Linked DNA regions of Homo sapiens: region 1 is linked to region 2. Evidence: chromatin loops called from intact Hi-C (ENCODE). Cell type or tissue: stomach. All regions are shown on one strand. Each heading gives the region's core, and the rest is flanking DNA. Links, peaks and the distances in the headings are about the cores only. Region 1 has its middle 17 kb from the start of COMMD10. Region 2 overlaps LOC102467217 (a long non-coding RNA gene).

The links. Hi-C counts contacts between places; a loop is a spot of excess contacts. Peaks named below come from ENCODE experiments on the same cell type or tissue, not always from the same donor. Only the 100,000 strongest peaks of a DNase experiment are listed, where the experiment ranks them.
Region 1: a loop joins it to region 2, with 4 times the contacts of the local background. A loop is called at or near these places in 96 of 110 quality-filtered maps.

The regions. Positions count from the first base shown.
Region 1 is chr5:116,065,251-116,070,639 of GRCh38, reverse strand. No RefSeq gene overlaps it. Among named protein-coding and RNA genes, the nearest start is that of COMMD10, 17 kb to the left of the region's middle. In stomach, for the core only: a CTCF peak has its summit at 2,406 (motif pointing right); a DNase peak (open chromatin) is centred at 2,409; H3K27me3 peaks cover 1,708 bases.
Region 2 is chr5:115,641,854-115,647,242 of GRCh38, reverse strand. LOC102467217 (a long non-coding RNA gene) reads left to right here. Exons shown (of 5, transcript NR_104674.1): 4 at 981-1,041; 5 at 4,947-5,118. Among named protein-coding and RNA genes, the nearest start is that of TMED7-TICAM2, 19 kb to the right of the region's middle. In stomach, for the core only: no CTCF peak of the experiment used is centred there; no DNase peak of the experiment used is centred there; H3K27me3 peaks cover 1,316 bases.

The DNA.
Region 1 (5,389 bases), core at 90-5,089, 420 kb before region 2:
GATGCACACAATCACCTCCCAAGCTGGAATGAGTCAGTTCTAGCACACCACTGTGTCCTTTTGATATCAACTTGGAACAACACTGAAGAGCCATTTCCAATTCGCAGCTCCTGGGGGGCCAGCTGAGGGCTTATTGTGACTGCATTGCAGCCCAATCTCTCCCTCTACCCAACCCTGTTTCCCTTCTATCCCTTCTAAGCATTCAACTCAACAGCACTCAACTTCCTGCTTGTGAATCTCATCTCAGATTCTGCTTCCTGAGGAATCTAACGTGCAACAGGGATTTCTTGCTGGACAAACTAACCAAGAAGATTATTATTCAATGATTGCTTAAAGCACTTGAAGACAATTATGTTGGCGATGAGGATGCTGGTGGTGGTGGTCATAGGACAACAAAGGAAAGGAAAAGATTTTGTCTGACAGACTCTCAAATTCTATTTATACAAGGAGTCAGTATTTGAAAAAGTAAAAATGATAACCAAGATGATATGGTTGAGATGGGGCCTGACTATGTTGCCCAGGCTGATCTCAAACTCCTAAGCTCAGGGAGTCTGCCTGCCTAAGCCTCCCCAGTAGCTGGGATTACAGGCATGCACCTCCATGCCTGTTAATAATCAAATATTTTAATGTAAATAATTTATGCTACTATTTAGGAAACCTAGAGGACCTTTTGTAACCACACCTATTTTACTTTACTTTCATATGCGCTTAACATGTAATCCAGGTTGTCTCTTACCATTATCCAGCATGCATTTATTGAATATCTACCTTGTGCCAAGCTCTGTGCTAGGGATCTTGCGCTTAAAAAACACAATCCCTTCTCCTAAGCTTCTAAGGAACTTACACATCAGTATGAGGCCACAAAACAACAGTGAAGTGAAAAAGTGTCATGATTCATCTGAATACAGGGCACTGTGGATGCTCTGAATACGTAACGATAGCCATCATTTATCAAGTTATGTTTGCTGTGTACCCAGGATTGTTTCTGATGCTTTACAAGCATTATCTCATTAAATCTCACAGCAATCTCCTTTTAGATTCTTGCATATACCATCACAGTAAGTGATTACACCCTTACCTCTTTCACATTTGTCTTGTTGTTTTAACTAGTCTGACACCTGGCAGTTCAGCTCTCTCCCCCAGCTCAGCAAAGTTTCTGATGGTTGGTCCCTGCTTCATGATGTGTGGCTACCCAGCTCATAAAACTGGCCTGGTGCCTTTTCTTCCTGAGGCCAACCTTTTCTGCATTTTCTTAGATCTAGTGCCCCCCACCCCCCTTTTTTTTTGCTTAAATTAGCCAGAGCTGTTTGCAGTTGAAAGATCCCAGCTGACGTAAACAATAAGTGTATGATCACATGATCATTAAAAGCCAACAAAGATATAGAAAAGAGAGAGATGATAATGTTTCATACAGTGCTGTTCCTAAAGAACCCAGGGAAAAGGGATCCATCCCAATTGACTGTCCTTTAACAGGAGAGAAAGTTGTTTCACTGAAACTACAAGAGTGGAGGCAAAAAAGAGGTATGGATAGAGACTCTTAGTAGGATTGGGGGCAGGAGAAAAAATCAGAATGTCAAAGTTATGTATCGGATGGTCTCTATCATTTCCAAGAAAACAGCAATATTGAGAAGAGGATAAAGAAGTCGGGAGTTAAAAAGGCCAAACGTTTAAATAGCTGCTTTGGAGAATGGCCGAGGAATTGACTGGACTGAGGGAGGCATTGTTATGGCAATATGGAATGGCATCAGTCTCTATAACTGGGTACCTTCACCACAGACAGCTTGAGAAAGAGACATAGCAGGAGTCAGGCCTTTTATCTAAAACATTTTCTAAACTTCATTTATTGTGCTAAATGTATCCTTTTTTAAAGTTATAATGTTATAACAGTTATAATGTTAAAGTTTTTTGAAGTATAAATTTGAAAAATTAAATTGAAAAGTTTAAATAGTGCCAGGCATGGTGGCTCACACCTGTAATCCCAGGGCTTTGGAGGACTGAGGCAGGAGGATCATTTGAGGCCAGGCATTAGAGACCAGCCTGGGCAACATAGCACTCGAGCCCTGATCTTAAAAAGTTAAATACAATTAAAAGTTAACCGGGCGTGGTGGCTCTCACCTGTAGTCCCAGCTACTCAGGAGGCTAAAGCAGGAGGATCATCTGAGCCCAGGAATTTGAGGTTACAGTGAGCTATGATTGTGCACTCCAGCCTGGGCAACAAAGTGAGACCCTGACTTTTAAAAAAAGAAACAAAATCTTGAGAAAATCATCTTTTATTCCAAAGAAAAGATAAAAATCTCATGGTACCCAGCCTTAAATAATCTTTTTGAAAAAATTCCAAATCCATTTGAAAAAGTGGTCTTGATTTTGTTCTGTGTAAAACCTAAAGTGCATATAAATGGCCAGCAGAGGGAGCCAAAACCATTCATGTATTTCCTCTGTATATCGTTTTTAGGAAAATGTATGATTAAAAATTACAAAATGCAAATAACCCTCATCATTCAAGAATATATGCAAAAATCATAGAAATCATATATTTAGTGCTACTCTATGCCAAGTACTGTTTGGAAAATTCAAAGCTAGAATGGGATTCTAAATGTGAAGCAACTGAAAAAGCATTCCTTCCTCTCACTCTCTAGGACTTTTTTGGGATTCTGTTTTTGTTTTTTTCTTTTTTCTTTCTCTAGGACTTTTTGTAGTAACTCCTGAAAAGCAAAGTAATTTCTGTTCTATTGAAGTGGGAACAATTTATGAGTTGTATGGACACTTTTCAGTTCCTATTGCTGAGAACACAATTGTTAGCAGTGTGTCGAAAAGAAACGGGAGGGCCTTAGCTCACACCTCTTAAATCAGGCTCTAGGTATCTCTCAGAAAACAGAAGGAATAGATTTTTTGTGGAAATTTATTGAAAAGCAATTTGCCGCAACTACACTATACATGTCTCTCCATTTTCTGGACAATAAGTGTATTAGTTAGGGTGTTTTGTTTATGAGTAAGAGAATCCAACTCTGACCAACTCTGGCTAACTAAGGGGGAAAATAATTTACTGAAAGAATGCTGGTTAGTAATGTCCTTTAAATAATTTATAAATAAAATTTGAGGAAAATGGTTGATATTTAAAAATGACAATGTATATATTTTATATAACTATGTTCACAAATTTGAAAATTTATATAAAATAGATAACTTATAGAAAGATATATATGTAATATGTAATACATAAGAAAAATAGAAGAAAACAGAATATAACTGTTTTAAAAACAAATGTGTTATTGAAAACCTTCCTATTAAAAAAAAGAGAGAGAGAGAAAGAAAACAACAAAAAAAAATCCCTTCAGGTCCAACTGGCCTCACTGGCAAGTTCCAATAAACATGTGAGGATGAATAGTTTCACTTGAAACAAAGGCTTGTAGAGAAAAGAAAGTGGTCACCATCTCCTTTTATGTGGCGAGCATCACCTTGACATTAAAGCCCAACAAGGACTTCCATTTGCAGAAAAATGGAGTAGGGATGCTTTTTTGCTATTCTTCTCACTACATACAGTTACAAACTCTGGACTTTACGAATAAAACAAATATAAGATGACTCTGAAAGGCAGAGAGAAGGAGGCAGACTGGTTAGGGACCTGGGACATGAGGAAGGACAGAGCAGTAAGTACCCTGGGTTTCTTTTTACTTTCTTTTACTTCATACATCTTTGGGTGTATGAAGACTGGGTAACGGAGATGTCAGCAATCCAGAAATGCCAATGGGCACAGATGGAAAAAGCTCCCAAAACCTTGGTCTCTGTAGCCAAAGAACCAAGAAATAGGCAGCCCAGCAAGACAGAAGGGTTTTAAACAATAACCCGTCTACTCCACCAACAATCACAGAAGAAAACTGTGCCCTCACTCCCACCAGCAAAGGCTGAATAGGGAACCTGGACTTCCACCCTGGCCAGGCTGTAATGAGGTACCCCAACAACGGAACACATACTCACCAACACACATCATAACTCAACCTCTGAAAGCTGAAAAGCAAATTTTTTAAAGCATTACTTCTGGGAAAAAAAAAATTCAAAGGACAGGTTTCTCTTCAGAAACATTGGAAGCTAGAAGAAAGTAGCAAAAAATGTTTTAAATGAGATCCCCAAGATCAAGAACAAGGTAAGGCTGCTTGTTCTCACCACTGCTATGAGAGTAATGGGAGGTCTTGCCAGAGTAATAATGAAAGAAATGGACAGAAAATGCGTATACATTAGAAAGGAAGAAATAAAACTGTCCCTATTTGCAGATGACAAATTCCATCTACATAGAAAATTCCAAAAAAAATTACAAAGATTTTTTTTTAAATCTACGAACAGCCTTCTAAAACTAATAAGGGACTTCAACAAAGTTGTAGGATACAAGATCAACATACAAAAATATATTTTATTTCTACATGCTATCAATAAACACTGAAATTTAAAATATGATACCATTTAGAATTGTCCGGAAAAATGAGACACGTGATTGTAAATCTAACAAAATACATATAAGACTTGTAAGCCAAAAACTATGAAATGATAATGGAAAAAACCTATAATGGAATATGGATGGAATGATAATGGAATAAATATACAAAAAGACATGCCGTGTTCATGAACTGGAAGGGAGACTCTAAGGTAATAGAAATGTCAGTTCTTCTCAAATTGATACACAGATTTAACACATTCCTATTAAAATGCTAGCAAGATTTTTTTATGGATATAGACAAGATTAATCTAAAATGTATGTGGAAAAGTAAATGAACTGTAGTAGTTAAAACGATGTTTAAAAGAAAAACAAAATGGGGAGAATTATTTTACCTAATTTTAAAATTTGCAGTTGGCCATTGAACAACAGATTTGAACTGTCTGGGTCCACATATACACAGATTTTCTTCTGCTTCAGCCGTCCCTGAGACAGCAAAACCAACCCCTTCTCTCCATCCTCCTTCTCAGCCTACTCAATGTGAAGATGACAAGGATGAAGATCTTTATGATGATCCACTTCCACTTAATGAATAGTAAATATATTTCCCCTTCATGAAGATTTTCTTAACATTTTCTTTTCTTTAGCTTACTTTATTGTAAGAATACACTCTGTAAATATATAACATACAAAATATGCATTGGTACCCCTAACCTGTGCACTGTTCAACGGCCAACTGTATTATATATCTGCCATCACAAAGACTATGTGGTATTGTCAGATGAATAGATGCATAGATCAATGTAACAGCCTAGAGAACCCAGAAATAGCCCAGCACAAGTATGGCCACCTGACTTTTTACAACAGTGCAAAAGCAATTCAGTGGAGGAAGGATAGTCTTTTCAACAAATGGTGCTGAAAAACAGTTGGATATCCATAGGCAAAAAGGAACCTCGACCTAAA
Region 2 (5,389 bases), core at 252-5,251:
TCCAGCCTGGGTGACAGAGCGAGACTGTGTCTCAAAAAAAAAAAAAATTTAAATTAAATGTTTAAGGTATATATGTATTTTTTATAATTTCACATTTAACTGACTCTAAAAAAATTAGTTGACTGACTTCTGGCCTCCACTATGTCAGGAAGAGAGCTTCCCTTGGATAGAATTTAAGTCCTGATAAGAGATAACAACCTAGAATGGGGGAATAAGATACAACTAACTTCTTTTAATTGCTGTTCCTTTCATTCTTGGCTCATGAACAAAGAGGTTTGGTTCTCCCCTCTTAGCTTCTATGTGTCTGAACCAAGAGGATACCATCGTTAAACAGCTATATCCTTGAAAAGGTATTATCAGGAGCACGTTTAATGGTAATATATGGGACATGTCCTAACATCCATTATTAAGCCCAGTGGTTGATCAGTTTGCCTCTTGGGCTCTGGTTTAAAAAAATTATTTGTCCTGCCCAAGAGTGTAAAAGCATGCAGAACAGAGCGATCAGAAATAAGTGAAGCCATTTATCCCATTGTTCTCCTCATTCTACCCTTCTCCTTTGAGAACCCTTCCTCACCTCCTTCTCTCGTGGGCTCCCATGTTGGCCCCCTCCCTTGGTGTGTTGGACCCGATGGAAACCCAATTTCTGCTGATCAATCTGTTCATTTTCCTGCAAATGTGGATTAGGCACACACAAACTCTAAGTCTTTATTGAATGTACGAATTGGAAGGGAAGAACAACTAGGGCTGGTGCAGTGGCTATATCCTCCTGTGTGCTGGGATAAGCAGAGAGAGCCAGCCTGGAAGAGAGAGAATGAAGCCTTTGCCCAGAGAAAATTGGAAACAAGAGATCCTGTGACTGTGGACAGAGTAACTTGGGGAGGCTAGTTGAGTTTCTTGCCTTTAGGAACTATAAGCTACCCACATCATCCCCATCCTTCTAAGAAATTGCTTTTTTTTTCTCCTTAACCTCATTTTACTAGGCCCCTATTACTTGCCTGACGCTATTCTTGGAGCAACAAGTACTTAGTGCCAGGCATCTTGGTGAGTATATTGAAAACACACATTGGCAATTCTATGACAATGACTTTTGTTGTTTAAAATCTGAACTTTAAGTAGTTGCAGATAGGGATCATTTACTGGCTAGCAATAGGGGCCCTCACACAGAGAGGTGACATCTCAGTATGGTACAGGAACAGCCTGGGAATCATTAAAAATCAAAGATAAGCAGAATTCGGATAATGTGTTATAGAAGAGATGTTTACTTGAGCAGAACAGAGACTATTAGACGACTCTCTTAGCTATTCTTAGCCAACAATGTTATAAAGCTATTCTTAAGTTATGAAAGAATTGGACATTTACATCAGGAACATTATATAGCATTTGTTTATTGTTTATACATAAGCATAGCTAAATCAGTTCTTATTTTATAGTGTTGATGTAATCATTACTTAAAAATGCTATTGGTGTTTGATATATGGTGTGGCTCTGTGTCCCCACCCAAATCTCGTCTCAAACTGTAATCCCCATAATCCCCACGTGTTGAGGGTGGGATCTGGTGGGAGGTGACTGGATCATGGAGGTGGTTTCCTTATGCTGTTCTTGTGATAGTGAGTACTCACAAGATCTGATGGTTTTATAAGTGTTTGACAGTTCCTCCTACACACACGCCCTCTTGCGCCTTGTGAAGAAGGTGCCTGCTTCCCATTCGCCTTCTGCCATGATTGTAAGTTTCACCTGAGGCCTCCTAGCCATGCTTCTTGTTAAGCCTGTGGAACTGTGAGTCAATTAAACCTCCTTTGTTTATAAATTACCCAGTCTTGGGTAGTATCTTTATAGCAGTGTGAAAACAGACTAATACAGTGTTTTAATGAAATGTGAAGTTAAAGAACCCTCCGCCTGCCCCAACTCCTAGGGCACTGTGGAATATAGACAAGTTGTGGACCTCACCTGACTGATGCAGTCATGACTCTGATACCCAGAGGAGGCAATGTTAGGTGAACAGCCCCACTTACTGAGTACTCTTTTAACAAGCCTCATTTCAATTTGGAAGTGTGACACACTCTAGAAACCATCTAAATGTAGAAAAGTTTTCTTCCTGCACCTCATTTCTCATGTTCCCTCCTCCTAACCTCGTTAGGAAAGGAAAACAGATAGTGGAGCTATGTCTTGGAGGACATAAACCAGGATAAACTACAATGTAGAGGAAAACTAAACTGAGATTACTCTAGGCATCTTTGCCTGTGAGCTGGAGAAGGGCTTGGGGATTTGGCAAGCAGGCTGTTGGGGAAACGAGAAGATGCCTCAGACACAGCTGAATGGCCTATGGGTGGGGAGGATGAGGCAGCTAGGGGTTGCGGGTTCTCTTCTTTTTACCCCCAGCATCAAAGTCTTTGCCTTTGTGAAAGGAGAAAAGTAAAGGTGGGATTCAGGTGAAAGAGATGGGAATAGTGGAGTTAAGGCAAAGTCAGATGGGAAGGATGACAGTCAAGAAGGGAGGTAAAGGAAGACAAAAGATAAAAGACAATAGGGAAGTACTCATTCAGCTGAGTAAGCTGGTGTATAAGTCAGTAAGGGCCATGCCGTGTGTGTGTGTGTGTGTGTGTGTGTGTGTGTGTGTGTGTGTTTTTCAGCCAAGGAACAGACTTTTGGTGTAATAGTTTCGATGTGAGCAGAGTACATTCATTTCAATTCCTTTTTTACTTTTGCAGAAAACATACAAAAGAGAGTTAAGGGATTAAGAGTGCAGAATCTGGTGTTGGACAGACATGGTTTCAAAATCTGGCTTTGCTACTGTTAGCCGTGTGACCTTAATTGACTTATCTAACCTCTCTAAACCTCCCTATATTAGAAGTGGAAAATAGTAATTTCCCTGTAATAGGACCGTCCTGAGAAAGAAGCAAGATATATGTGTAAAGCAATTTGGCAGATCTGGTACATAGTAAATGCTCATAATGGTAGCTTTTGTGGCAGCTCTATCCTCTGACAGATTGCACATATTGAGTGCTGAGTTTGTGCCAGCTCCTTACATCTATATTTATTTTTTGATGCAATTAAGGCTTTCATTTATTATGCATACTGACACCAAGATTTATGCTTTGTCCATGTATTTTGTTTTCCTATTTTTATCCATCCCCAGACTTGACATGGGCACTATGAACATATTCCATATGAACCAATCACACAAGACCTGTAGTCCAGATAGAAATTAGCTACCTTTCTTGTTTTAAGAACAATTTGGTAATGTTATGTAATTATAAATTTTTGAGTAGACGTGCTTTGTACTTAGGAGCACACATATATGAGGTACATAATATTTTAAAATAAATTTTCCAAAGATATGCAAGAAAATGCCTCATTATTTTATAATAATCTCCTTTCTCTTTCCCCTTCTTTCTCTAGAAAGAAAAAACATAGCAATACAATAAAAAAAGATAAATTACTCCCCATCCAATGGCATTTGGCAATTCCTTAAAAATCATCTGTCCCCCTAAATCTAAAAAATTTTCCACCCCAGTATATTCAAAAGAATATGCTGAGTAATAACAAAGGAGGAGGTCAAGAGAATCTTTTGTGCCCTGGCACATTGGTTTCTTAGGCTACAACATTGAGGGCAGAGAGGATCACACTTACTTTTGGCACATGAGTTAAATCTCACATATCACTTCATGGTTGCCCCTCACACACATCCTATGGTTTGCCACCCATACCCAAGCTTAACTCTGCATACCACCTTCCCCCAAGATTCTCAGTTTTCTCGACTGTTTGCAGCTCTGGTCATATACTGTGGCAGGACCTCATCTTGTGACCAAAGTTCCTCAAAAAGAGCTACATTGTTGGACTTCTGCCCCCTTAGCTTGTCTACCTACTGCAGTGTGTATTCTTGCATTGGTCTATGGGAACATGCTTTCTTTTTATAAATTAGTGTAAAGTGTCATGCATGGGCTTAGGGAAAACACAGTATTATGTAGTGCCATATACAGATAACATACCATTAGCTAGACCAGAGTTATATAAGAACAACATGTTGTTATGTTTTATTCCCAAGTATTAAGAAAGCTCATGTGAGATTATTCTCTGCACCCTAGCATTTTATCATTTTCACCTTTAACACATTATCTTGTCTTGTTTCCTTTTTTCCCCACGTCAAATTTCTGAAGTGAATTTTCAAACCAAATATATATATATACATTTATATGTACCTATACATATACATATATGTACCTATACATATACATACATATACATGTATAGTAGATCATAATTGAGAAACTGTCTTTGCCATAAACTTATGGTTTAGCCTGAAAAAAGCTCAATTCGGCTGGGCACGGTGGCTCATGCCTGTAATCCCAGCACTTTGGGAGGCTGAGGCGGGTGAGTCACGAGGTTAGGAGATCGAGACCATCCTGGCTAACACGGTGAAACCCCATCTCTACTGAAAATACAAAAAATTAGCTGGGCTTGGTGGCAGGCGCCTGTAGTCCCAACTACTTGGGAGGCTGAGGAAGGAGAATGGCGTGAACCCGGGAGGCAGAGCTTGTAGTGAGCCGAGATCCTGACACTGCACTCCAGCCTGGGTGACAGAGCGAGACTGTCTCAAAAAAAAAAAAAAAAGAAAAAGAAAAAGGCTCAATTCACCCACTTTGAAGATTAACTACTTCATCACATGTAAGCGGTGAGTGAGGAATAAGGGACAGGTTCATTTTCATCACAAATATTATAACCTCAAAAATAAAAGTTTACCTTATTCTCCACTGGAATTATGCAAATACATAAAATGCAAAGTATCCACACTCAATATTGAATATAACATATGTCGAATTACTGGTGGATATTTTTCTTTCTCTTACTTAATCAGCTGTATGTTGAGAAATTTATATATTGGGCAGATAACAAATGATTGTCATCTGAGGATTGCCAACATACCAAATTTTCTTTTATCTCTTCAGAAACATCAGTGTGCAGTTATCTAATCATATTGATATTCTGATGGTGAGTAACATGTTATATAATCTTTCTGTGCCTTTCTTGATGGGGTCAGATTCTATACCACACAAGTCACAGAATTCCAAAAAGCTATTGTGAGAATAAAGCTAAAGGCAACAAAAGGATGAATCACTAGTCATTGGGTTTTGTTTTTTTTCCACTTATGCGTATCATATTCTAAAATGAATTAAAGATGGGAAATTATCAGATGAAATTCTGAGCTCATGTTCTCACACTGTCTGATGGGCTGAATTTTCACAAGGGATGGGCTGTCATCATTTTGTCAGGACCTTTGGAGACAAGTTCAAGAGTAATATTTAGTCAGCATAAATATCAAAATGCCCAATAATAAAACATTTTATCCATCTGTTTTTAATCATAAGCCTCTTTAATCTAAATGATTATT